Linked DNA regions of Mus musculus: all the other regions are linked to region 3. A link is a loop called in an ENCODE intact Hi-C map of the cell type or tissue named here. Cell type or tissue: heart. All regions are shown on one strand.

Region 1 (4,000 bases), 230 kb before region 3:
TGTGTATAAGTGGTTGTCTCCAAGGTCCAGTCTGGGAAGCAAAATACAAATTCTGTATGTATTTTTTCTACATAGTAAGTTATTTTAAAAAAAAATTACCAAGACATTCATAGCCCTCCAGACAAACTGCCTCAGCTGGTCTTCCAGAAACATCACACCCCTGTGCTGCTATTTTGCAGGCATTAAGGGGCTCCAGGGGAAGAAGAAGGCCTCTTCCTCCATAAACAGCCCCTGTGGGTAAAACCTCAGACACTTTCATGTAATCCTCTGCAGCACACTGGGAAATGCAGCTGGGGAAACAGACTTACCGCTTATTGCTGATCATCTCAGGAAGCATGGGTGTGAGAGACCCTCCTAAGAGCTCTGAAATCTGTTTCAGAATGTCACGTGGTTTCCTGTTTTCACCTCTGGCTTTTCCTGGATGCTCTCATTTTTCTTAATCTTTCAAATTCTTTTGTTTCCTTTATTAATCTCTGCTCCTCTTTAAAGGAGGGCCGAGTTCTGGAAGCTTCTGTAAGTCTTGCCTTTCTTTGATACCAGGCTTCAGCCTATTTTTTTCTGTGAGCCCTGGGGTCAGGACTCCCTAGATATGGCTTGCAGACAGAGAGCAGTTGTGCCATCCCAAGAATAGCATTCCTGTGAGCACATTAAAAGCGAGAGAATGCATGGAGAGGCTGTGTCACTTGAAGATTGGGTAAAATGAATCTTCCAGCTTTTAAAAATGCCCAGTGTTTAGAAAAATTGTTTTTTACAGAAAGTGTAGTTGAGTGTTAGACATTTGAGAGGTCACTTTAAAATGGAACTAAAGTTACAAGATAAAGCAAGACATTTATTTTGCACTTTAAGCGTTGGCACACAATTTAATACGCTGTTGAGAGTACAGGGATGGTTGCAAGTCAAATGAAGGTTATATTATAATTGATACTTTGAATTGTTAAGGAGAAGCGAAGGTGAAGTGGGATGCTTTTATTATTATTTTTGTTGAAATCTTATTAAAAACTCTTAATGGAATGCAAACTAGAGGCCATCTTCAAGGTCCCCAGTTAAATTAGATATGCAGCCATTAATAGTATCACTTACTTGTTGAAAATAACTCTGCCAAGGCAGACATGGGATAATGTATTTTCTCACTTCTTTGTGTACCTTACCATATTTCTTAAACCTGGAGAATATAAGCCTGGCCGTCAGATTTTTTTTCCCAGTTTTATTTTTAAAATTCTTGCTATTTATATTCAGAAACATAAACTAGTAAGCAATAGCATTTTATTTCAATGTTTTTCAGTTGGGTTTATGTACCTACACACTTGAAAACTATAATATTATTAAAATTTTATATAAAAAATTAAATTAAAAGAATTAAGAGGAAATATGGCTGCAGAAATAGGATTGTTCACATATAGTGATGAGAGTGTGCATCTGAGAGCTGTCATGACAAGGTTTGCCTCATAGGGTGTGTCCTCTGGGCTCCTTCATTTTGTCATCCTTCCTAGTATATGTCAGTAGACAAACTGAAGAAATGACAGAAAAAGAAGCTTGAAATTCAAGGAATACTGTATTTTTCCTAACTTGTTTTTAATCAGAGTTTAGAAAAATCTGTTATTATTTTATTTTTAGCAACAGAGCATCTTGGTTGAGCTCCTGACAGAACAGTTTCCTAGAAGCAGAATGTAAAACCTACTATTTCAGTGTGCAGTTGCTCAGACACACTTCCAAAGAGAACACTCTCGGGAAGATCAAGGAAAATAGTATAATTATCACAAATCTTTTTCATAATATAGAATGCACAGGCCTTTAAAATAATTCTCATTATGCACAACCAGTTCTCCATGTGGTATTCTGATCATCTGGAGTTTGCACCATATTATATTATTTAATTAACCTATCTGTCCTGTTGAATCGCCACCCAGCAGCCCCATAGTACCTTCTTATCTCAGGGGAGAAAACCGCACACACTTTAATATAGGTGCAGCATCATGAAAAACCAGGCCAAAGCACAAGCACCCTGAGGCAGAAATGAACAAAGCCAACACTTTAAACTGTGGTGTCTGGAACCTGCTATGATCATCACTGCAGAGGAAGGAAGCAATTCGGAAAACAAATTTTCAAAGCTATTTTTATACCGACATTCATTATTTTTTCTAAATGCACACCCATTCTGGTACTGTTGGTTTTTCCTTCCTTAAGCTCAGAATTAAGTCAAAGTTAATTTCCTGCTATCCAGTATGTTTTTTGTGTTAACATAAATTGTTTAGCCAAAACCAAATGAGAATGCCTATTCATTTGTGTGTGTGAGGACACTATGGGCCAAAGGGATAAATAAATTCTGTACAGCTTATTTAAGTGGCAATGGGCCTGATAGGACTAACAGTCATTCTACTGTTAAGAGTGAACAGTTTATTAACAGCTTGCATGTTTTGCCAGTTGCAAAAGTAAACATTTTAAAAGTGACACTACATACAATTTCTCTTTCTCTAAAGCTGTCACTTTCCGTACGACAATTGATAGAATGGCAACCCTCTGAGTAATGTTTAGGGACATTATAAGTTATGGTCATCTAATGATGAGCAGAAAATATCCCGTGAATATATACATACTTTGGCTTCATTCACTTTGTTTATATTATCAATTCAAGAGATACAAAACCGTTTCAAAGAAGGTTTTGTTTTGCCTTCTAAACATAGTATGTGTTTGTAAACTGTTCTGCTGTGTAATATCATTGATAATATTGTAGTTAGGATAAGTCAATTTGATTATATAAATATAACGAAATAATTAAAAGATTTATCCTGGCTATTTCATTAAGATTATGAAACTACCTAGAGAAAATATCATGAGTGGCCACAGAGCACCATCTGTGTATAATCATGAGCAATGCACTTCTGCCAATCCATGCATGAATTTCACACCCTTCTCTTTGGGATGCTTAAATACACTTCTCTCCCTGTGAGTGTGGTGGCTCGGAGCTTTACACTTACATTATTGAGAAATTGGGGGGGACTCCACAGGAGAAGTAAAGAAAGGGAAAACCAAGTCTAGCACCATTGGTAGCTGACTTTCAGCTGCCATGACCAGCAACAGGAGGCCAGTTTACCGGGACAAAGCTAATCAAGTTCCCCTTTAAACAATAATTGAGGATGATAAAAGGAGATAGAGAAAGACAAGTACACAAGATTAAATGTTCCCAGATGACAGTGAATAAAGAAAAACATTTGCAAGGCAAGACCGAGGGGAAGAAGAGTCAGGAAAGAGTTATTTACAGCACATACAGATAAAGAGAAACAGTATAATAGGAAGGAACTAGATGCAAAGGGAAAATGTTGATCCACTTTAACTTTTTGCTGAGTAAAACTTCTGACATGGTTATGTAAAATATTCCCTACTGGCCATCTTGGATGATTTTTGCCAATTAGGAAAAAAAATGTGTTTAGTTGTCTAAGAATAAAAAATCTTAGAATCTTAGAGAAACGGAAACTAATTTACTGAGGCTTGCATTTTTACAGACTTTGATAGAACTTATCCTCACAGAATCAGAGTAAAATCCCTGCTCCCACTTGTGCCCTGCTTTGAGTAAATAAGCCAGAGGCCATCTTCATCAGAGACTCTTAGGTAGCAGAGAAGAAAGTGAGACCAGAGAGGTGAGAGGCTGTGTTAGGCTTGAGAGAAGGACCATGTTGCTTTTGAAGTTAATAGTCTCAGTCCTTTCCATCCACTCCTGACTGATGGCATTTCATAACCAGAAAGATGTCTCTGCCTGTCACTTTCTGAATCCATTCTTCAAAACCTTGTGCACCTTTAGATGATGGTCCAAAACCTGCATCCCGATCTGTCTCCACCCATTACGGCAGCCCTACTGCAGTCCTTTCCAAGAACTGCACTGAGTCACCTATAGCTCCATGGTGAAAGCTTCAGGCTTCTACTCTTGGGCACTAGCATGCTCTACTAGCTAGAAGATATGTCATCATTTTATGTTCAACTAAGACCTACTCAGGATTCAACTAAA
Region 2 (4,000 bases), 89 kb before region 3:
TTCTTTTCTGTAAACTTGGAAGAATCTCACCAGGCTCCGGAGGGCCTCTTGGTAGGACAGTTTTCACTCTCAAAGCTTCTACTCTAGGATGTCACTTTACTACAACTAAAAAGGGAGAAACTTCAGCAGAGAATCTCAGATGCTTTCAACCCCTCAGCTAAGCAGGTAGGAACAAGACTCTGATCACCATTTCCATGGTTGTCAGAGCTTCCCACTAGCTACTTTTGAAGCATTCCTGAACCCAGCCCTGGGAGGGGAAGACCTGTGCCAATTCGCATGGATGCTATTTAAAGATGAGTCCCGAAAGCTATACATGTGCTCCAACATGGCCGAGATTTTAGCTGTGCAGAGAACACAGCAAGATAAATAGCCATGCCATGAGAAATTACAGCATTATGTACTGCAATAAATATGACAAATGATAGGCTAGATATTCATTGGCTCATAACAGTTGGCAGGCACAACCATCTGTGGATCCAAAGTTCAAACTATTTGTTTTCACTGCTACAGCTGCCTTGATATTTCTCCTTCTCAGCTGGAACCTCTGGCCTCTAAGGTAGCCTGGACAACCTTGCAAAATCTCTGACCTTATTAGGTTTTTATTAAGAACTGTAGGTATTACAGTTTTTTAAAAAGTATGTATTTAAAAAAAAAGAAAGAGAGAAACATGCACACACATACACTAATAGAAAGGGGGCATGCTTTCACCCATATTGTGTGTGTGTGTGGAGGGGGGTATGTGTCTTGTCTTAATGTAGAGGGCTCTTTACTTGGAAAGAATCCGAAAGTCAGAAAGGCAAACATAAAGATAATTAAGAAAAATGATGGTGTTTGTTGCCTCAGAAGAAATAAATCTTGTGTGTCTCTCCTTTATTTATTGATTAAACAAGGAGCCCTACAATGCATTCAAGCTCCTGCTTTTGTCACTAGAAAGGTAACACTGATGTGCATTATTTCATTATAGGAAATGCTAATCTATATTTCTCATTTAGAATCTAAACTCTCTGCTTGGCTGAAATCTCACAGCTTCTACCACTGATAAGAGAAACCTAATGAGCCCAATGTCACCACAGCCAAACTTCCCAATTAGGCCAGTGTCTGCACACACGTATTCTGGGAGCTTCCAAGGCGGTCTTGACAGCTTGGAGTTAGAAATCTATGGTGAGAAAAATCAAGCTATTAACCAGGCATCCTTCTGAACGCAGTTAGCCCCACCCCCACCCCCCCATCCCCTTTCTCCCACTAGATAGCAGAATTGCATTTTAACAGAAAGGTAGAGAGTGTTTTCTAGGGCTGCAAAAGATGTTGAACAAATTTCCTATAACTATAACTTCCTCTCGTTTACCAACTTGATGTGGAATAAAACAATGTGGATATTTGGCAAAACAATGGATAGTCTTCTTAGGTGACTTCTTTAGGTATGCCTCTTTTAGCATGTATTAAACCAACAGAATCCCAACCAAGAGCTTTTTTTTGCCTATGCACCCTTCACTGTGCATGAAACACTAGATCAAGAATTATGAAGAGCAAATTTGGAAAATAGAAATTTCAGATTATAAGAGCTATTTCTCACTAGGTATCATCCCACCAAAGCAACACTGCCACAGTAAAACAGTCATTCTTTGTGAATGAAATATGAGTGAAGTACTTCCTACATGGAAAGCAGTGTGAGTATCATTGGGTTCTCAGGGATGAAGATAAATCAGTCAGGATCACAACTTGGATCGTTCCCAGTCATGAAGGGAATCACCAAATAATTTATGTGATAAGACAGAAACATGAGACACACAAGCAATGCAATGAAAGTCAAGAGGCACATTCAGCTTTGAAAGCAGAACAATGCAAAGCTTCCTAGAGAATGAGAGTCTTAGGGAAAGGAAAGACTTGACTGTAAAGTCCTCATAAACAACAAAGGCACACCAGCCTGAGGAAGGAGCCAAACAAAACCAGGAAGGTCGCCGGAACTTGCTTGTGAGCCAAGTTGAGTGAGAAAGCAGGCAAAGGACAGACATGTGAATAAGCATTGGAAATCATTTACCCACAAACATCAACCTAGGAAGGCTCTTAGTATACTTCTGGCAATTTCTAAGGCACCGGGGCAAGAGCAAAACAAACAAGCCAACAAGAGCTCAGCTTGCACAGAGTTATGCTCTAGCTGGAGGAGATTTAAACGGAAAAGAATGAAAAATGATGTGTCAGTTAGTTTGAACGAATGTAACATCCGTGCACAAAGGCTTTAGAATGTAGCTAGGGACAATTGTTTGATAAGGCACCTTTTACAAAGACATTTAAAGCAGGTGAAGGATAGATTAAATTATCTTACAGAGTTATAGTTCAGACAGAGACCCTAGAACTGAGATGTAAGTGTGGTTAAGGTAAGACATGTGGATGGCCTGGCAAAAATGGAATCAAGAGATAAATATTAGTAATGGGCTCGGAGGATAGGTGCAAGTCACATCTTCAGGGCATGGCTGCTAAAGGTAGAACTTGAAGATGAGAAAACATTAGAAGGTTTAGGAGAGAAATGGCCGAGCTATATCTTGGGATGAGCACTGCAGCTACTGTATGGAGAACAGAGAGGAAGTGCTGAGGGTGGAATGCAAGAGACCAAGTAGATCACAGAAGCATGCAGAACATTCAGTGAAAGGCATGGATGAGATTTGTTCACGGGGGTAAGAAAAGTTGAAAGACCTCTGATAAGGAGCTTATTCCCATTATGAGTTGAAAAATATTTCCCTTTTTGTTTGAAAAAAATTTTTAGATTATATGGTTTTCAGTTAATTAGATCCCAACATGTCAGCTCAGGTAACACAGAAGTTCTGAGAAAGAAGATAGGCTACCAAGAGAGCTAACTGTGGAACACATCAACCAAGAAAGAGAGTCACATGAACTGTCCAGATCAATTCAAATACCCCCTAGCAAGGAATCCATGTCCTGGAACAGTCAAAGGTCCAATCCATTTTAGGCAACACTTCTCCCTTTTATGAAGAAGGTATAGGACTAAGAAACAAGGGGGTCTTGAACCTCTGCCATTCTATAGAATGTATAAAATGCTTTCCTCTCGTGCTTAATAAATCTGTAAGTTGTCACTATAACTCTGTGTCTTGCTTGATTCTTTGCTAGAGACACAGAGAACTTGGACACTGTGCCACTGGAAAGCAACAAATTCTCTCTGGTAACTCTTCTAGTCATACCATCATCTTTCTCATGAATGGCAGGTAATAAATTGTGATGGTGCAACTAACTTGACTAACAGCCTTAATGGCTTTCTTGCCTAGGACTTTAGGACTCTAGTTCTCTCCATTCACAAACAAATAATCCTCAATTGAAAAAGTCTGTTACATCCCTCTGCTTCTCTTATAAATTGTTGGAAGAAGACTCTGTTTACATGTGATAGCCATATCGTGATTTCTTGCCTCATAAACTCAACATAAACCTTCTCCAGGACACTAGGCAGGGAGATGTGTAGTCAAAGACACGGGAGTGTGGAATGACTGGAGGATCTTTCCTACTCATCAGTAGTGATGGCTAAAGACTCCTGCTCCATATTCTTTCTTGTGAATGGGGTTACAGCTTTCCTCACCTTCACCCCTTCTTTCACCCTTCAGGGCATACTTCTGATGTATAGCCCTACACACACATTTCCTTCCACAGCTTTATTTGATTATTCACACAAGTTACCATGTCAAGAGAGACATGGCTGTTTGATGGGCCTGGTATTTCAACATCCTCATGATTGAAAAACTCTTAAAATCACCCAGGTAAGATTCCTGCAGTAGACAGCTCGGTCTCACGGAAAAGACAAGGAAGATGATATTTTCAAATGCCTGCAGCAACCTCTAGGTCAGTTGCCTTGTCTGGCCCAAAAATAAAATCTGAAAGGAAAAAAAAAAAAAAAAAAGAGGAAGAAGAAAAAAAATCTACCAGCATAATGTGACGAGAAAGCAGGTGATATGTCAGAAATAACAACGCAGGTCAAGCTGGCATTTGTTGTCACTGA
Region 3 (4,000 bases):
ATAAGGAGCTGAATTCAGATTCTCCAGCACCCATGTGAAACAGTAGGGTCCAGCAGCAGCATCCATTAGTAATCCCAGTACTGGGGAGGCAGATGCAGTCCTAGGGATTTCTGGCCAGCTAGTTTAGTCAAAAGAATGAGTCCTAGAGTCAGTGAGAGGCCTGTTTCAAAAAATAAGGTGAAGTAATTGAGAAAGACATCTGAAAAAAAAAAAGACATAAAGAGATCTATACACACACGCACACACACACATTAGGAAGAGACCTAACTCATATTGGGCATGCTGTAGGGTAGCCATTCTTATTTATTCTAATAAGGACCATCTAGTTCTAGAAGCTGGGGTTAAAGCATTCTTATTTAAAAGAAAATTCTCCAGTAATTCTAGGTTTACTTAGAGACACAGGGTTAAGAACAATTGCATAGGGACTGAACGTTTAGGAGGTGGGGTGGCAGGAGACGAGTGAGTCACAGATTGCTTAAAAAGCCAAAGTAGCCCTTATGCAGAGAACAGATGACTTTGGAGGGAGCTTGAACCCACACTTACTCTGTTCACCCAGCATTTCAGGAGCAGCCGGGTCTTTTCACAGCCTCTGGGCTTTGTCCCTGCCTCTGCACACCCACGGACAGTGTGCTGGCTGGCAACAGATTTACAACAGTGGGCTGCTGTCTGTCGGAAATCTTTGACTGGGGCAAGCTGGAATATGACCCCTTTCTCCTTCAAGTTTATCATCAATCAATGGTGCTCTGCCAACTCTATCAAGAGGATCCTAATCTCTTTTGCCCTTACGCTTCAAGAAAAGATTAGGCAGCAATCAAGAGCTTCTTGCCGGTAGGTTCACAAGGACTTTTCACACAAGGGCAAACACCCAGTAGGCTCCCAGAAAGCATCCCACTCAAGGGAGAGTAAATAGGTGATTGGATGCGGGTGCTTTTTGTCCCTGCGAAAGAAGACAACTTCCTGTGTATCATCAAAGATATTCGTGCCCTAGAATCTCTACTTTCTCCTGTGTTTGAATATAACGCTATAAGATAATGTTGGGATTCATGCAGCCCCGCTTTACTCCATTGATAGTAAGTCAGGACCATACCTAAACGAGTGGCTGAGCCTGGGTAAATGTCAAGGCAGTCACTTTTCAGACGGAGCTGTGGGCTTCGTGGCGTGCTTGTCCTTCTGTACCGTTCCTGATCACCTCCGGGAGTGGCCACCAAACGGAGCTCACAGTCACTGCCCCACATTTCATTGTTTCCCATGTGCCTTTAAGGAATCACTCTTGATCTCAGTCATAAAATTGGAAAGCCACACAACTGACAAGATGATCCCCCCAAGGCAGCTGAAATATGGGGTAGATTGAAACCGACAGTTAATTTGTAGCAGTAAAAAATAATGATATCATCATAAAACAAGTTTAAGATTAGACGAGGCTCAAACACTGTGCGCCCACAGGATATATAGATGGGTATTGTCGAGCTTAAATAACAAAGCAAAACAAAACTGAACCTCCCGGCTTCACTGGGCGAACCCTGTGTGCTCTTTTATGGTACACTACCGCCATCTGCTGGCTGGAACCAATAAAAGTCTAGCAGTCTCCTAAATCCTGGAATATTCCACTGTGCAGAGCCTGCTGTTAATTGCTATACACACGGAAACATATTTTTAACCTCCCAATATCAGTAAAATGATACAAATAAATCAGAGCTCCCTAGAATAACAAACAAATGAAAGAACCTAAGAGGCTAAAGACTGCCAAAGCGCCCCCCCCCCATCTGCCTGCCTCCAAGCTGCCCTTGCTTCAGGAGTACATCCCTAGCACATTGCCTTGTTAGCCCTGAGCTCCCTACACGCATTTTGCTTCCGCCTTCCTCCTCTCCAGATGCCTTCTCTCCCAGGCATCCTACAACCAGCACTTCAGTGATAGGCAAAGCAGCAGCTCTCAGCTAAAAACAGCCTCCTCCTGCAGATCTTAGGGAGGAAAACCACAGGCACTTGTCTTGTTCAGGGAAAGCAAAGCCCCAGTTGCATTAAGTGAGAAAAGGAACCGTAGGCTTTCAGAACCCTCTGAGCAGCGTTTTGCATGTTTTCCTCGGGGTTTACCTTACATTATGTCTGGATGCTCTAACGTGGCAACAAGTGTTCTTAAGAGGCAGAAAGGATAGAGGCTTTATAAGCAAATAAAATCTAGCCACTATAAAACCCTCCCCATTTTATAGTGTGTGCTCAATCTTACCACTTTAGACTTTCTGTTACTGTCACCACAGGCCTCGGGATACCAAACTCTCCGGGAATAAAGGAGCCCTTACTTAGCACATCTTCCTTCTTCAACATGACTTGTGGGTTGTTTTTGTTTGCTCGTTCGTTTGTTCATTTGTTTTTATTTTTTTAATTGCCTACAATTTCATTTTCTCCAAGTTAGCACGTAGTCATTGTGTAATAGAACATTTTATAAAAAGGCTTTCGAATTTTTACTTATTTAGAGAGCTTTTTATGTCACTCACACCACCATGCCCACCATTAGACAACAATGGCCTTTAAGCAAAATGTCTTGGTTTTGCTTTGTTCCTCTGGGAGAGAAGTGGTAAGGCAGAGACAAGCTGCATGCTGCAGGTCTCTACAAGCTGTGGCAGTCATGAGTCCAGATAAACTGATGGGCCCCATGGACAGGATCACTCTCCCAGCTAGTTGCTGACTGTCCTAAATATTTGAAATGTTCAGAGAACTCTGTGTCCAGCCACCACCGCTGCCCATCACCCCTTCCACACTACAACCTCATAAGCTTACAAGTAAACACTGGATAACAGAGTCTTGAGTACAGTTTCCAAGGAAGTATGTTAATATGCTAATGCGTTTACAATCACCTTCTGTGTGTTTTTGACACTCAGTGTCATCAAAAGAGACAACATGAAATCACAGTAAAATAAAATATGAATTATCTCCGTTACCAAACAGCAAAGGGTTTCGGGAAAAAATAATACCATTTTGATCCTTGGACAAGAAAGTGTTGCTATGTACTATGTACATGGGCGCAGTCTGGATCAGCCCTTTCAGAGAAACCGTTTTAAAGTGCTCTGTAATTTCTGCACTCCAGCACTAGGCTAATGAACACCACGGTCGGCAGCTGATCTTGTCTCCTATATGAAAAGCTTTCCATATTCAATCATGGCCTCCCCAAACTTACCATCGTCCTTAACCCTGGACCCTGTAAGTGTCCTTACATGATACAAAGGACCTCTTGGATGAGTCTAGGTTTAAAGGACTTGAGATGGAATGATTTCTTATGGCCTTTCTGGATGTGATCACAAAAGTCCTCATAAGAGCAAAGCAGATACTTCAAAACCCTAAAATGTGATCAGACAACAGAGGTGGGAGAGATGCCCAGAAGCAAAGGAAATGCCCTAAGCCAAAGAATGCGGACAGCCTCTTCAGCAGCAGTCCTCAGCCTGTGGGACCTGACCCCCGGCTAGCCTCTATCTCCAAACGTAGTTACATTAAGATTCATAACCGTTCTGAAGTAGTAATGAAAATAATGTTATGGTGGGGGTCACCACAACATGAGGAACTGTATTAAAGGGTCGCAGCATTAGAAAGGATACGAACCACTGCCCTAGAGGCTAACGGGGGAAACAGACTACCTACAGTGTCTCCCAAAAGGCAATGGCTCTGAGCTACACCATGATTTTAGGCCTCCTCTTGTCCAAAATGAAAGATAAATTGGTGTTGTTTTAAGCTACTGATATATACTATTTTATTGATGTAGCAATAATACGTGGCTACACGAGCTATCAGGACACAGAGAATCAGAGTCTCTCCAATTTAGAGTCAGTAAAGGATCCAAAAGCTTACACTTGAGGCTCTGAATTTTGGAAGGTTTTGTTTGGTTTGGTTTGGTTTGGTTTAGATTTTAAACTAATGTTATTGTTTTTGAGGGTGATGTTTTTAAAATGTCTAGGTCATGATGTCATGTTTCATCAGGAGACAAGTCACTGCAGTTACACTATGGCCTCAC
Region 4 (4,000 bases), 69 kb before region 3:
TATAATTACAAAGAGTAGATCATTGAGAATTTTACAGGTAATTCGATTAAAATCCCAGAGGGCCACCCTTTGGTAACAGGTTCCTCATTGCCCTCTGCATAAGGCTCCTTCCCATCTTGTTGTTACACCCAATGCTGCACACTCCCTCTGTCCCAGAATGCAATGTCTTTTAGGACCTGTCCCCTCTTCCTCCTTATGTTAACAAGCCACTTGTAGTCACGTAAAAACTTAGTTTGGAGATGGAGCTCATGCTATTGACTTCAAGTACCTTGCTCAACTAGCTAAGCAGCTGACCACAACTCCCAACTGGGCAATAGATATATTCGATTTGTTTTCTAACCTTTGAAGAACAGCAGCCCCAGTGACTCTTTACTTACCTAAGGGCCACTTCTCTGATAGCTTCAAATGTCTAGGACACCACTGAGAACCAAAGATGGATAAGAAAAAGCCTCAGAGAAATGTTTTCAAAGGTCTCCAAAAGGCAAGAGTCCATGTTAGCAAGCCTGTCCACTAAAGTCCATGCACCTGACTACAGAGACTTCTTTCTGCTCCCTTCAAAGATACAACTTCTCAGTGCAAACAAATTCCAAATCTTACCCAAACTGAACATTTAGGCCTCCTTGACCAGAGGTCTGTGATTAAATAGCACATACCATCAGGTCTGGCTATCCAAACTTTCCAAAAACTAAGCACTTCAACTCAAAGTTTCGTTCTAGGAAGTTTTCCCCTCTTCCTCCTTACTTCACACTGCTTAAACCATGTGTGTTGAAGAGCGTAGAGTGTTTGCCACACAAACCTCGTGATTCTGAGTGAGATCTCTGGAACCCATATAAATATGGAAGGGCAGAAATGACATCACAAAGTTGTCCTTTATCCTAATACACATACATACATACACACACACACACACACACACACACACACACACACACACACACACAAATATGAAGAATAGGAGGTGGTGGTGGAGGAGGAAGAGGAGGAAGAGGACAAGGAGCAGGAGTGTAGTTTATGCAAAATAAAGTTTTTCCTAAGAGTTAAAAATCTTCTCTGACATTGTTCAAAATCATGGCACCTACAGAGATTCTGCATGGCCTCTTTGGCCCTCTAAAAAGTGCCCCCCAGTCAAATCACTACTATATTTTTTCCCTGGTTCTCTGGTGTAGCTCATCAAATTCCAGCTTGTGAAATGCCTAGGGGTCACAATTTTGAATGTGGCCTTCTTCCCTAGACACACATCTAAATCCTTGACAAAACCCGGTTCCATCTCCTATTGTCCTGACTCTAACAGTGCTCTGCGTTCAAACATGATGCTAGTCTCTCTCACATCTTCTATTAGTGCTATCCTGGGAAGCAAAGTGTGTTGAAAAAAAAATTAAAAAAAAAAAAAAAGACAATAACAAGGAACAGATTGCAAGAAAAAAACAGGAATCTGCTGGTGCCTCCCTCGGATTTGCCCCTTTGCTGTCATGCACTGGGGTGTGAAGAAGCACAGCTTGGGAGGAATTTGGCCTACTCTGTAAAGGTCATGAAAGTTTCCAACAGAAAGTGCTGACTCATAGTCCATACATCCTGATATTTCAGCGTGTTCAGGAAAAATGCAATCCACTCCAGCACACCCTTTCTTTCCATGGTTTCTTGCCAGTTCACTTGTGAGTGTTACCACAAAGGGCAGTTCAACAGCCAAGGTGAGGGAAGTTGCTGATTTGAACAAAAGTTCAATTGCAGGGCAGGAGGACGCAGGCCCTACTGTGCCTTGTGTTTACCAAAGAGACAGGTTTCATCAAAACAGAGAGATCTCAAACATGCAGCTCAGAGTTTTGGCATTTTTCAAAGCAAATTTTTAGAGACTGCCTTTCTTCCTGGGTTCTGTACACACACATTTGCACGCACACACAAACAGCAGCTTTGAAATTGTATGGTATTGTCTCAGAACTTGAAGCACGGCCAGTTTTTGACCTTCACTTCCCAACACTTCAGGAAACAGGAATTCTCACACCCTTGGGCCTCTTAGTAAAACAAGCCCCTGGAAAACTCTCCAAAAAAAAAATACTTGATTGTACATACTGCATGCATATCATTCTCTCTTCTCTCTCAAAACATGCAAGATCACACATTCTAGATCTTGATACAAACTCCTAACAATCAAACAATATGCTATGCAACAGACATATACAACACACGCCATCAAGTTGCCATCTGCAGGCGAGTCTAGGAAACATGGACTAAACAGCATTTGCTTCCCAGGGGTATAGAGAAACAGCCCCCACCCTTGCTCTGTACTTCTAGGATAACACTCAACACTCAGATTCCAAGACTGAGGGGACTGACCAAGCCTTAGTGCGTTCCCACTCCAGCGTGCCTGACAAAGACTAGGATCCTTGACAAGAGGACTGGCAGGAGAGAGGTGTGGTTCCCAAGAGAAAGCAGAACATTGTTATCAGAGGAAATAGCATTCCATTCATGGCAGGAAAACTGAGAGATTAGCTCTTAAGCAAGCAGAGTAATATCCAACCTCAGCCAGACCTTCAACAGTTGTACAGGCTATGATAAGGAGCAGGATGCTTAGCTGCTGTTGTGAGCTTTCCTCCATTTAAGACTGTGGCCCTAAACACAGTAAGGCCACCATTATTAAGAAGGCAGGATACCTTAGTATGCTCATGGAAAAAGAGATTTCCCCCAAGCCTTTTGTCAATTCTCTGTCAAAATGAAAATTGAGCAAAAAGTTATTTTGTTTTTTCAGTGCAGGTTTGCTCTGTGTATCCCTGGCTGTACTGGAACGTGCTCTGTAGATCAGGCTGGCCCAAACTCAGAGACCTGTCTGCTTCTGCTTCCTGAGTACTGTGATTAAAGAGGTATGTCACCATGCCTAGTTAAGCAAGAAATTTTTAATTCACAAAATTACAGAGGCTGGGAGTATAGTTGATAGTAGAACACTTATCTATCATGCCTTTGGCCTCAGAGTTGATTCCCAGGTTAGAAATGGGGAAAGGAAAGAGTATACAGACTGTGCAGGAGGTCTCTAAATCTACAGGAGCTTGTTTCTTGTTGTTGTTGTTTTGTTAGCTTGTTTGTGTGTTTCTTGTGTACATATGTTTTGTCATGACATAGCTGTTTCTAGCAGAACAATCTGCTTTATATAGAGTGAAAATCTGTTTACCTTTGAAACTGTAGAAATAAACTGCATTCATATTTGGCAACTTCTCAAACACTTGAATTATGGCTATGACCTCCTTCTAAAACACAATAATAATAATTGACCATTTTAGGCTTGAACACCTCCCATTTCTTTGAATAGTTTCTCCTGAAATGCTGCTACGCATCCATCCCTTTGGCCCCCTGCTGTGGATGTACTAGTTGTTCAGAGACTAGGGTTCGACCTACCCTGTTCCCGAACGGGATTCCAGACACAGAGAGTTCCACTTGGTCAGTATCACTTTAAGAAATATGATGCCCAAAATGGAAAGCAGCACTTCAGAGCCCGAAAGCAAATGCATGGCATTCAGTATTCTTCAGCAAGGCTGCCATATGTCACTAAGTGTTTCGGGATCTGCCGTCATTGAGGAGGAAGAACAAGACTGCAGGGGAGTCAAGGCAGAGTCCTGGGTAGTGTTCCAGTATCATTCAGTGTGAAATGAACCCTAAATAAGGAAAACAACAGATGCAGTGCGCTGCTTTTCATACAGAACTCCTAAGCATGGTAATGCCTTATCATAGTCACATTCCACTGTTGCCTCACGGCCCCCAAGGGAACTTCCCCAGGGATGTGTTAGAAGAGGAAACTGCCTTGAAAGAAATTTCTCAGGCACATTAGAACTGACAGAAATCACTTCTGATGTCAGGACTCAGTATGTTGGGACTCTAAGGAGGAACACAGATCAAGTGTGCTCTGTGAACTGCTCCAGCCTATGCTGAAAGCCATCTCCTGTCCTGAGGGGTTTACCAACCTCTAATGTGGCCATGAGGTGGCGAAATAAAGGGTAGAAAGGCAGAAGTTTAT
Region 5 (4,000 bases), 200 kb before region 3:
AATCCTCATGTAATTATCTTAAAGAAGAAGTTACATCAACTCATGGCTATGTCTTTTCTCCTCCTCCTCCTCTTCCTCCTCCTCCTCCTCCTCCTCCTCCTCCTTCTCCTCTCTCTCTCTCTCTCTCTGCCTCTCTCTCTCCTTCCCTCCTTCCCTCCCTCCCTCCCCCTACCTATAATAGATCCGATAAAATGTCAAAAATCACAACTAAATTTTATCATACATCTCAAAAACCTTTTTAAAATCACAGCACTATAATCATCTCTTAAATACTTCCAACCTCTTATAGTATACAATATACATCAGAATCACTTGAAGAATAGCACATTTTTGTAAAAGATTTTGCAGGACTAGTGCTCCCAAAATTGTACTCCACCAATATGTTGAGCCATAGAAAACTTATTAAAAGTAATAAAATACAATAGTGACATATAATATCTGAGGGTGATTCTTTATGCTTTAAGATTTAAATAGAACCAAATAAAAATATTACATTTTATCATAAACAACTATCTTGATGGTATTATAAGCTACTTCTATTAAATGCATTTATATTTCCTGTAAATGATGACTTTATATTTCCTGTAAAAACTAATTCATATGGAAAAATCTTTAAAACTGTTGCATCTGTGACTATCCTGGAACCATTCATGACAGGACTTATAAGAGTCAAGTCTTTCCCTGAGGATTTTTTTCCCCAACGAGGAACCCCAGAGGTTCATTGGCACCCTGTGCAATGCCTGTGTGTACACTCATCTGTACCAGGAGATTCCAATACAGGGTCTGCCACCTTCATCTCCATTCACATTGTATAGCACAGTTCACCTTCAAAGAAAACAGTGGGTTGCATTTCTACTCCGAATATATTCAGGTTTGATTGCAGGCAGTGAACCTCTGATGCTGATTACCACTCTTTTTAGTTCACTTTGTTTTTTATTTTTTATTTTAAAATATTTTTCTCCATTCTTTTCTTTGAAAAGTTCATGCATTTAAACACTACATTTTGAACATATCAACCACCATTACTTCCCTCCAGCTCTCCCAGTAACCTCTGCCTTGTCATCCTCCCAGCCTCACATCCATCCATCGTTTGTTCTTGTTATTATGACCCCGTGAGTCCAGCTGTTGACAGTTGCTGAGGAAGGGAGGGTAGCTCTGCCTGCTGGATGTGGGCTGGTTTTCCCATGCCCCCACTGATGGCCCCACACCTAAGCACATAGGAGCTGCACAGATTGTTTTCCGTCCTAATTGTATCTGCTTGGTGCACATAGAAAAGAACATTTCCCAGTGAACATAATCAGGTCACTCAGCATCCTAGAGATTTCTCTAGTTTGACAACAGAAAGTCTTGTAAGATGAAAAATTGTCATGATTAAGGGGCAACAGGCAGACTGATCAGGAAAAAGCACTTGCTGCTAACTCTAATGATCAGTGTTTGGTCCCCAGAACCCATCAGATGGCAGAACAACCAGCTCCTGCATGTCTCCTGCCACTTCCATCTCCACACTGCTACTGGGCGTGCACAAGCACACACCGAGACACTAAGTGCACACAAAGTAAAGAAACAAATGCGACAATTTCTAAAGTTATGTTTAAGCTTGCATGCTTGCTAGATTCCAAATAAAATAGAGAAGCAAAAAAGTTCATTGAAACTTGCAACTCATAGTTAAACATGGACTGAATACATGAAGTCCTCCCTGACGTTACTTCAGCTTCACATGATTTTTATACATGGTTTTATTGAAACATATAATATTAGAAAACATTGAAATAATTGTGTTTCTCAACATTTCCTAGTACCCAGCAGGATTTTCATTTTCCCAAGTTTGGGACATAGACATGAAGATCTAAAAGAATCAAATGAAAAATCAATATGTTATTGTCTGGATAATTTATATTTCACATGTTATAAACTCTCCAAGGAGGGTAAACAGGAACTCTATGACTCACATCCCTAGAAATCTGCTCTGTGCTCACAATTAATTTGATGTCACAGCAACTTCCCTTGTTAAACAAATGTCCACGGACGCTCCCACTGGAAGGAAATAGCAGTTGTAACTCACACTTTTCCAGATGTGGCATGAGTACTGTAAACTTAGGAACTTTTACCATGCCCTCCCCTTTCATTTTTGAGCCTACTTTAAAAGCTGGCAACACTTGCTTCTAACTAAATAGTGGCTATCTTCTTTAAAGAAAGTCTGAATATTAAAATAAATTTATTGAACCTCCTTTGTAATAACATCTAAAGGAAAGGCTTCAGCCAGGACCAACAGAGACTGGATTACAACTTTAATTTAAATAGATTTTATTTATTAAATAAATAAATAAATAAAAGAATACTATGTGAAACAAAAGTAACATATGCAGGAAGCTAGAACGTGTCTACCTTGTACAGAGACAGGAATCTATGTTCCTCATAGGCATAAAAGTGTAGTCCACACCAGAAAACTGAAAGAAAAATTTCCATCATATTTCAAGCAGAATTACTATCTGTTTGGGCTGTCTGGAATCACCTTCCTGTCCTCTCTCTTTTAATGAGACCCGAGGCATTTTCTGACTCTTGATTCAAAGGCTTTGCCTCTCTGTTTGCCAGGCCCAGTGATAAGTTCCTGCCATAGAAACAGAACAGACCCTCTGATACCAGTCCACAAGCTTAGACTTAGGTCTCTTTTTTTTCACTACAGAAAGAGCCCTAACCCACGGGTTTTCTAAATCACAAAGGTAGGACTTCCTGGCTTTAGCATATGATAATATGATAATAATAATCTTCCCTTGTGGACACGTAGATAAGATGGCACACTGTGTGTGTGTGTGTGTGTGTGTGTGTATGTGTGTGTGTGTGTGTGTGTGTGTGTGTGTGTACCCTCACCAAGTCTTGCACTAAAAGGAAAGTGAATTTTAAAACTGTGCTTCTCTATGTCCAATGTGTATCTATATATGTGTCTCCTGATGGGTTCCTGTCTGGCTGAGAGGCTCATCAAGCCTTGGAAAACATAGACACATATTTTTTTTCCAGTGAAAATGTACTTAATTTTATAGCTTGTTAGATGTTCACAAAAAAACCCATAAATTTCAACTACTTTAGTTTTTATCATCTAAAAATTAAAATGTATTTTATTTTGTGGTATCCTACTTATATCAGTTTCCAAAAAGGATTTGTGGTGTTTTTATAATTAAACTACAGTCAATGAGGGTCTTTAAACAGAGATGGACAACATGGAGAGCTGAACTGTTAGGGGAAAGAAAAATACCTGAGCATGGCTATTCCGGTTAAAGCACTTAGCCCTAAGCTTCTTTGCAACCAGTATAAGAAAGAAATTATGGTTGAGTCGGTTTATTTCACAAATATCCGGAAAGTCCTGCTATGCAGCAATGCTGTCCCAGGCTCTACAGAAGGCAGCACAGAAGTCCCAGTCTCTGTGAAAGGAACCTGGGTCTTCATTGTCTGGAAAAAATGAATAAAAATAATTTCAGAGACCAAAGAGAAAGTTAACTTTGCTAAATTATATGTGAAATATTTAGCACAGATCTTTTTATGAACCATAACTGGGGAACATAAATGGATAGAAGCTTCAACCATGATATTTATAAAATATCCCAAAAAGCTTTCTGTATAGCTGAGGATTTTTGAATATTTTTTTATAAAATTCTAGAGCACAAAAAGTAAGATATGTATATCTCAATGACACAGTGTTTGAAACTGATTGAAGTAATGAGTCCATTCATGAATATTCTAAAATGGGGAGGGATTAATATCACAGGAAAGTGGTAGGAGAATCTGTAAGGAAAGCAAGTCTAGTTTATTACCCCTGAGTGAGCAGAATAAAGACCTATGACCTGTGTAACAGGACAGATAGAGCCTGGGTTGGACAGACAGTGCTCAGTGACAGTGTGTATGTGGCTGGAGAAAGTCCCCTGGTGTTCATGTTGGTCAATGAGAAAGGAAAGTCCCAGGCTCTCTGTGCCTTCAGAAGAGCCAGGGCCTTTCTCCTCTGGGTCTA
Region 6 (4,000 bases), 240 kb before region 3:
TAGTTCCCTGATATATAACCTGACATTCCCTTGCTGCATATAGTATGCTACTAATAATTTGCACTAAGTGTACACTTCTCTATAATAAATAAATTAATTATTCAATGGAACTTTGATTTTAATTTTAGTTTTGTAAAAATAAAACTTATGTGGTGTGGCCTTTATATTTTCATCAAATGTTGCAAAATTAAGACAGACTGACTTTATCTTTCCAGAGCCAGTCCTCTCCATTAGCCAGACTCACTAATTTCCCCCAATTTTTATGTTCTGTGTGGTCATGTACTGCCCTCCCTATAAACACCAGTTCCTTCTGAATTCTTCAAATACCTTACTTGGGTTATTGTCATGAGTGAACTATCGTATGTGAGAAGATTAGTGAGATGGGACAGCTGAGGCATGTCTGGAGAAAGCACTCCACTGGCGTTTATGTTTGGGGTGGGTTCGGAGGAGGGTTCTGTTTTTCTATGGCAAGGTTGGAGGACTATGCCCGTTTAATGGGTTGTGCATGTGGTCATGCATTGTGTGCACAAATAGTGCTGCACAGTAGTCACATTTAGATTTCAGAAAAAGAAATAAAAACATGAGCAGGAGTCTTTGTAGATCTAAGTGTTTTTTGCATTGGTCTCTCTACAATACATAAGCTTTCACTTCCAGATCTGTTTCAGGGGTCCTTTATAAATGACAGAAATTGAATCTTTGTTTCCAAGGAGCAGAATACAAAATGCATCAGTGTGCCATTTAAGGGAAACTATTTTGTCAGCCTTGTTTATGCACTCAATATAATAGTGTTTTAAAGAAGGCTAGACCCAGTCTCTGCCTGTTTATGCAATATAAACAGAAGCATCCCTTTTAACGTCCTAAAAGCAGGATGTGTGCTAATTTCACCAAGTAAAAGCCACTGCACCTGCCCATGTAAATCCTTGTCTGAAGCAACCTCGCTGCCTCACAATAGTGTGAAAGTACACATAAAAGATAATACGGCAATGCTCATCAAATATTAATGTGCATTGACACATAGTCATCTATTACCGCAGTACAGTCCCCACACTGAGCTGCTCTAGGTTGCACCCTCCTTCACCTTTGTCTTTACCCCTGGGTTTGCCTCCTCCTCCCAGGCAAAGCAAAGCTTTGTTCCTCCCCCTCCACTTCCTGACCAAGTCCAGCAGCAGACCCACTGGTGTCCTCATGGTGGCCTATTTAGTTCCAGTAAAATATCTATTGGGCTAATGTGCGATCAAGAGAGGACTGGCATTTATTGTTTGGAGTTCATGATACTGTGAGCTGAGCAACACTGAGAGCCAGCCAAGGGCTCTGAGTAACAGGGAGCTGGAAGTTCACGAGCCATGTTTGTATTTATTTCTTTACCAATTGCTTACCAGCATTTCAGCAATAAAGCCATTATGTTTCCCCATGCTTTATGTAAGAATGTCTGACTAGCCAAATGACAGTTCAACTGCAGTTTAAAAATAAATGTGTTGGTTAAATAGTTCAGCTGGGAATGTATTTTTCTCTTTGTGCTCAGATACAAAAGCAGTTGTTCAGTGACTGAGCCATGCATGCAGACATTGTACCTCCCTGTGGCTTGTCTCTACCATGCAAGCCAGGACTCATCCCATGTCCGGCCCAATTTCAGAGTAATGGCCACACCTACAGGAAGGAAGGAAGGAAGGAAGAAAGCACAAAGAATCTGTTTACACAATTCCAAGTCATCCAAATCAAAAAGGTATGCCAAAATTCAGTGTCTTGCTTCCAGATAGAATCTTTCATTGCTGTGGCACAAATCTCTTCTCATCAGGAGGGGAACAAAAAGCAAGACCTGAATTTTGTAACTGTGATGACATGCTGAGGCTTTTCTTATTGTTACATAGGGGGTGAAAAGTTCCTACCCTTCATAGCTCTTGCCAAATGAAAGTTTCCCTAACTCCTTGGATTTAAATTGGACTGTTTTCCATGTCTTTCTGTTGAGCATGTTTAAAAGCAACTGTGTTATTTTTTTTAATTTTTTTATTAGGTATTTTCCTCGTTTACATTTTCAATGCTATCCCAAAGGTCCCCCATACCCACCCCCCAACTCCCTACCCACCCACTCCCCCTTTTTGGCCCTGGCATTCCCCTGTACTGGGGCATCTAAAGTTGGCAAGTCCAATGGGCCTCTCTTTGCAGTGATGGCCGACTAGGCCATCTTTTGATGCATATGCAGCTAGAGACAAGAGCTCTGGGGTACTGGTTAGTTCATATTGTTGTTCCACCTATAGGGTTGCAGTTCCCTTTAGCTCCTTGGGTAATATCTCTAGCTCCTGCATTTTAAAAAACAGAAAAAGAAGAAAAAAAAAAGCTTTTCTCTGTGCTGAACTTTTGCCTCAGATAAGTCCTTACCCAGCACAGACTTAGCCAGGAACTTCACACTCGGTTGTAGGCGCATCCCTCATCTCCTGATCAATAATTCAAATGCTCAATAGAAATGCCTTAAATTGAAATTGAACATACCATTAAGAGTCCTCGAAAGGTGGGTATCATTCATTCAAAACAGCCATCGGCACTCCACAGTCACCAAAGCACCCAATATAGCTAGAAATCTGGATTTCTCGCTGACAGCCAAGGCATTTCCTCTATATCAATTATTTAGTCTTGAGTGAGTAAACTTCTGATCGCCTTCCTTTGTCTGGGTATCCATCTGTTTCTCTGAGACAAGAGTAGCACACTCATTCATTTCTGCGTTGTCCAGGCCTCTGCTTTTCATTAATCTTTTTCCAGCCATCCAGCCATCTCTGAGCCCTGTGGTTATAAGAAATTATCCATGCAATGAACTTAATTTTAAAAATTCTGCTTCATAAAGAGGTGACAGAATTCTCAGAGCCCAGTCTCCTTCCACTGGTGGCCACTGATGGAGAAAGAGATGCTGATTGGAAAATGGTGTTGCAGAAATCACTGGAAAAGAGATAAGGAAAGCATAGAATAGTCCCAAAATTAAGTGATTAAACAGGTAAAACTCTTTCATCCATCTTCCTTATCCTACAAAACACAGGCATGAAACCTCAACTACCTATGCTCAAGTTACAGTGGACATCTTAAATTTAATGAATTTAATATTTGATCTACAAACCTAGAATCAGTCAATTTTGCTTTAAAATCACGATGAGTAAATAAATACATGAAGTTAAGTTCTAATTCTAATTTTGAATTTTATTTTACAGTAACTGTTTGGAAATTTCCGTCTGTAATGTTCTCTGCCACAGCTCTTCAGTGCATGATGTGGACAGAATATTTTTTTTTCCTGTTTAATTTGGTAAATTTCACAACTTCATTCTGAGGTTGTTTGTCTAAAAGCAAAAGCCCACCATGTACAAGACAAAATAATGGAAACAAAGTACTGAAGGGCAGTCCTGAGTGCTTCAAAGACTACAGTCGCCTGCTATTTAAGCTGAAGTAATGTGCTGGCTTAATACTGCATCTGTTGACTTAATGCAGCTTGTAGTAAAAATGAAGAGCAGAAAGTATCCATAAAATATAATCCACTTCAGTATTTATGATAAATCAATTATGGAAAACCCTATGTATGGGAAATGCATTCTAAATCATTTCATGAATAAAGAAATACAGCAATTTTGTGCTTTAAAAATAATAAATCTGTACACCAGAGATTTGTAACTGTCACAAAGTCTATCCAAGTGGATCATGGTTTCAACCCAATCCTCCTCCCACACAGCATTCTTTGTTCTTTCACGGGATTTCAAAGGAAAGACTTTATTGAGTGTTAATCTTTTTCAATGTGCCTTTATTCACTTTGGATATCATGTGATTATGCTTAATCAGTAGGAGTCATTCAGTCTTCTTCTAGATCCTACAAACACAGCATATCCCAAACTTAGATACTCTAATGCTAATAGAGTAGAATCACGAAAAAAAATATAAAGTACTTAGAAGAAACACCTCACAGGTAAACATAATTACTAGCTACCAGATCTAACAGAATTATTCTAATAACAAGAAATTTATATGA
Region 7 (4,000 bases), 260 kb after region 3:
ATTAAAGAGACACAACCTAAATTTATCCGAGCAGCTCTGAAGATCCTCCAGGGCACTGAAATTAGAACATGGTTCCCTCCACATACAAACTCTCCTCAGACTATCTCTCATCAGACTGGGGCCACTTGCCTGTGTGGACGCAGTTACCTTGGCATATCACAGAACACATGCTATGACTGGATTGTGCCTGTGGCCACCAGTTTGATCTGGCTGGCTTTAGATGCACTTACTTCGGTCTAGGCCTCACTGCCCGATGCGGGAGTCTGCTCCATCTGACTGGTCCTTGGAAGGCATGCATTTGCACAACACCCACCCCCGCTTATTACTGCCTTCCCATTTTCCAACTCCATAAAAGATCATCAGTTCAATAAAAATCTTATCTCTGCCACTTATTAAAGAAGAGCACTGCTAATGACATAGAAGCCGGAGGCAGTATTAATTAGACTCTAGACCATCGCCATGGCTCTTGTTTCTCCTCTCATCCTTTCCTAGTTCATAGAACATGCAGCCTTGGTTACAGTAAAGACTTTCTTAGGGAAAAAAAAAAAAAAAACAGTAGAAGAAGAATCCAAATCCCAACAGCTGGGACTTCCCACTCTCTTATGAATCCTGATGAGCCCTATAGTTTGATGAAAAGAATAATAATCTCAAAGATTACTTAGAAATATACGGGAGCTGGAGAGACAGCTCAGTAGTTACGAGCACATACTGTTCTTTCAGAGGACCCAGGTCCAGTTCCCATCACCCCAGTTGAGCAGCTCACAAACACTTGTAACTCCAACTCAAGGGGTTCTGACACTGCTGGCCTCTTGGCCACAGCATTCACATAGTCACACCCAGTGGAGATGAAAACACATCCGCATAGTTAAAAAGCATAAAGTAAATCTCAAAGAAATTTGGACACGCTTTGTTCTAGCTCCTTACTCATTAGTTGGGGGAAGGAAAAGTTAGGGGTAGTAGAATTCTTCCTTAATATATGCGGATGGATACATAGAACGACCATGGGCACCCATGTTATAATAGACAACAGAGTTTATGCTTATGGTCTAAGTTAACCATAAATAAGCAAAACAAGCCACCCAAACTTCCCAACGCACACTCCAATCTCTGCTTACGGAGGCACTCAGTTGCTGCTACGATTCCAACCTTTTCCCTTCTAACCTTCAGTACCAAGCTCCTGCAGGTATACTAAGAATTAAAAAGAAACATTTTAATTTTCTTAAATGAAAAAAATCCAGGAAATTTAATAAAACAAAGTATTATAATTCTCAATCATTGAGATTTCTCAAGCCTGGCAGTGTGTAATTAAATAGACATCAGCAAATGAACCGTAGGGTGAGGTTCAAGGCGTGCATCGGATGGAGCAGAGTTAAGGAGGAGGCTCACCTGAGGAAGGGAACCTGGAGAGAGATGCTCAGCTGTGAAGTGCCCCCAAGAGCTGGGCCATAATTATAAACTAAGATGCACGAAGAGTTCTTTCAAATCTTGGTGAAGAGCTCATTTCTGAAGCCATGCTGCCTGCATCCCGTTGCCATGGCTGCCTGCATCCCGTTGCCGAGGCTGCCACTGCCACTGCAGAACCCAAAATGAAACTCATTTTAGCTACATCTTCTTGTAGCTCTCTCACCTTTCCTAGGAAAGAATTTTCTTTGGAGAATCTAAAAGTTGAATGGATCAGTAATACATACTTTCAAAGATAGAAAGCAAGAAAAAAAAAAACCTCAGTTGAGTCTCTCTCACAAACTAACTAAAGAGGCACCACTAAACACGAGCCATGCTGTCAGAGTTGTGGCTGTCTGCTCTTGAAGTAGGAATGTGATGGTGGGAATATGGGTACCAAAAAGTCAGGACTCCTACTAATGCTCAGTCGACCCCTTGTCCTAAACTAGCATAGAACCTATGAGAGCTCAGGCCTGACTCTCAAAACTCTCACACTACTAGAGAATGTCAGGAAAAGGTACTGCCCAGCTTTGTGTATAATGTTGTTTTTTTGCTAAGTGAAGTCTCTTCATTTTCAGTAGTCTGTTGAGAGATTTAAACCTACCCCAGTGTTCAGTAGCAAACAATTTTTTATTAACTTTCTTCATATGTTTTTATTTGTTTTAATCAGCTTAACATTAAATCTTTCTACATCGCTGAAGAAGAGGGACTTCCTGTTTGAGCCTCGGACAGCAAGAGGCTGGATCTGTCTGTAGTTTGGAGTACAGAGGAAAGCTAAGGAGAAATCTGCCCAGACAGACCCTGGTAGAGCTGTGGAGTGACTCTGCTGCCCCCTAGTGGATTTGTTCACCTGGAACACACTAGGCAAATGCCACTGGTTTAGGATTGGTTACAACAACCAATATTTTGAGATCTTTTGAGTTCCCAACACATTTTCTTTTTGCGCTCATACCAACCCAAGGATAGTTCTGCTGTGACTCCAGTCCTGGTGGCAGGCTTCCCGTGACCCTCATCTCCGTGCCATACATATTTCGTGAGCTCTAGTCTCAGTGGTGTGATAAGCTACAGACAGTTTTACGCCTGAGCTGCAGTCCTTTCTCAATCATCAGATAGCTCTCGAACGTCTAGATAAGACTTCAAACAGAGGGGGAGAATGTTCTGAGGGTAGACGAGAGTCGGTGGAAGATTTATACCTCCTGAAACAGATCAAAGAAGGCCTTGTAGAGAAGAATGTTTGAAGATGTGCTTTGCAACTTCGGAGGATATTGCCACGTGGAGGAAGAAAGTACTGAAAACAGAGCACACAACATAAGCCCATGGCGCAGCGAAGTCTCAAGGAACTCTGCGGAGAGCCCGTGATAAAGATAAGAGTCAGGGTAATAAAGTGTAGACAAAATCCCATGTGCCCTCCAAATGGTTGAGCCACTGGTGTCTTCTAGAACAGGTAAGATGTGATCACATTGGCGATTTCAGAGGATCTTGCAGGCAACATGGTTAGACAAGGAGTGTAGTGCAGAACCCAGAAGAAGAGAGAGAGAGCAGAGGCTAAAATAGTATTGTCCAGTAAGAGAGGCAGCCTGAGCATGGCAGACCTTTTTTATTTTATTTTATTTTATTTTATTTTATTTTATTTTATTTTATTTTATTTTATTTGAGACAGGGTTTCTCTCTGTGGCTTAGGCTAGCCCAGAACTTGCTCTGTAGACCAGGCTGACCTCGAATTCAACAGAGATCTGCTTACCTCTGCTTCCTGAGTGCTGGGATTAAAGGCACATGCCACTGCCATTTGGCTGTGTTGGCGGACTCTTAAGGTCTATTTCCGATAGGTATATGATATGATAGACTTGAAATATGTTAGCTATAGAGACTGGGGGAAACAGGGATTTTTGTCAAGCTTCCAGCTATGTCTGCATTAGGATTCTCATGGCACTGTTGTGACAGGGAAAGGTTGAGAGAGGTGGGTGCTGAGCTTTGGCTTTGGGTCACATCGAGTTTGCAGCTAGACATAAATCAGGGGGAGCCGGAAATGCACATCTAGGCTTCATGGCCCATATGCCCATTTTGTATGTAGACATTGAAGCTTAGAAATGCTGGATGTTGCCTCTATTCAGGTACCTACGTAATAGAGGTTTTAGGCAGGCTTATGTATGGTCTTAGCCTAGTACCAGAAATGGAAAAGAAAAAAATGCCACTCTAATATACAAACGGCAGAGAGGGTAGAGAAGGGCGGAGCCCGAGAAATCCCAGATTCGAAGGACGGCAGAAGACCTCTGAGCCGGAAGAGGAGGGGAAAAGGCAAAGCCCACACTCTACCAAGGGAGAAGAGAAAGCTATGGGAAGTCAGGGACAGGGAACAAGACAGAAAACATTCGGATGAATTTAGACTTAAGGACAAGACGCCAAAGGAACTGCAGGATGAGGCAAAGCCTTCTTGGGGGTGGGGTGGGGGTGGGGCGTGGGCAGGGGTGTTTCATATACTGGAGGACTTTAAATTGTTTATGTGCAAAATTAAAGGTGGTTCTTATGGACAAGAAGAGGCTAGAATTGAGTGGAGTTAGAT

What was found. Hi-C counts contacts between places; a loop is a spot of excess contacts. Peaks named below come from ENCODE experiments on the same cell type or tissue, not always from the same donor. Only the 100,000 strongest peaks of a DNase experiment are listed, where the experiment ranks them.
Region 1: a loop joins it to region 3, with 3 times the contacts of the local background. A loop is called at or near these places in 3 of 42 quality-filtered maps.
Region 2: it touches region 3 in a loop (2.4-fold over the local background); 2 of 42 quality-filtered maps call a loop at or near these places.
Region 4: it touches region 3 in a loop (10-fold over the local background); 8 of 42 quality-filtered maps call a loop at or near these places.
Region 5: a loop joins it to region 3, with 4 times the contacts of the local background. A loop is called at or near these places in 8 of 42 quality-filtered maps.
Region 6: a loop joins it to region 3, with 3 times the contacts of the local background. A loop is called at or near these places in 2 of 42 quality-filtered maps.
Region 7: a loop joins it to region 3, with 5 times the contacts of the local background. A loop is called at or near these places in 9 of 42 quality-filtered maps.

Annotation. Positions count from the first base shown.
Region 1 is chr1:51,104,610-51,108,609 of GRCm38, forward strand. All of the region lies in intron 5 of Tmeff2 (transmembrane protein with EGF-like and two follistatin-like domains 2), which reads left to right. Among named protein-coding and RNA genes, the nearest start is that of Tmeff2, 180 kb to the left of the region's middle. In heart, no CTCF peak of the experiment used is centred here; a DNase peak (open chromatin) is centred at 1,992; H3K27ac peaks cover 687 bases.
Region 2 is chr1:51,243,650-51,247,649 of GRCm38, forward strand. The region is part of intron 4 of 9330175M20Rik (RIKEN cDNA 9330175M20 gene); the gene reads right to left. Among named protein-coding and RNA genes, the nearest start is that of Cavin2, 43 kb to the right of the region's middle. In heart, no CTCF peak of the experiment used is centred here; a DNase peak (open chromatin) is centred at 1,972.
Region 3 is chr1:51,332,597-51,336,596 of GRCm38, forward strand. It overlaps 9330175M20Rik (RIKEN cDNA 9330175M20 gene), which reads right to left and starts at 1,183. Exons shown (of 5, transcript NR_045151.2): 1 at 1,088-1,183. In heart, a CTCF peak has its summit at 1,557 (motif pointing left); a DNase peak (open chromatin) is centred at 1,545; H3K4me3 peaks cover 1,546 bases; H3K27ac peaks cover 2,018 bases.
Region 4 is chr1:51,263,692-51,267,691 of GRCm38, forward strand. All of the region lies in intron 2 of 9330175M20Rik (RIKEN cDNA 9330175M20 gene), which reads right to left. Among named protein-coding and RNA genes, the nearest start is that of Cavin2, 23 kb to the right of the region's middle. In heart, CTCF peaks have their summits at 2,194 (motif pointing left) and 3,957; DNase peaks (open chromatin) are centred at 1,660, 2,390 and 3,740; H3K4me3 peaks cover 527 bases; H3K27ac peaks cover 3,742 bases.
Region 5 is chr1:51,134,964-51,138,963 of GRCm38, forward strand. All of the region lies in intron 7 of Tmeff2 (transmembrane protein with EGF-like and two follistatin-like domains 2), which reads left to right. Among named protein-coding and RNA genes, the nearest start is that of Cavin2, 150 kb to the right of the region's middle. In heart, a CTCF peak has its summit at 2,020; a DNase peak (open chromatin) is centred at 2,018; H3K27ac peaks cover 309 bases.
Region 6 is chr1:51,095,866-51,099,865 of GRCm38, forward strand. All of the region lies in intron 5 of Tmeff2 (transmembrane protein with EGF-like and two follistatin-like domains 2), which reads left to right. Among named protein-coding and RNA genes, the nearest start is that of Tmeff2, 170 kb to the left of the region's middle. In heart, no CTCF peak of the experiment used is centred here; no DNase peak of the experiment used is centred here.
Region 7 is chr1:51,594,915-51,598,914 of GRCm38, forward strand. Gm17767 (predicted gene, 17767) reads right to left here and starts at 1,804. Exons shown (of 4, transcript NR_151621.1): 1 at 1,387-1,804. In heart, CTCF peaks have their summits at 2,283 (motif pointing left) and 2,485; a DNase peak (open chromatin) is centred at 2,267; H3K4me3 peaks cover 593 bases; H3K27ac peaks cover 585 bases.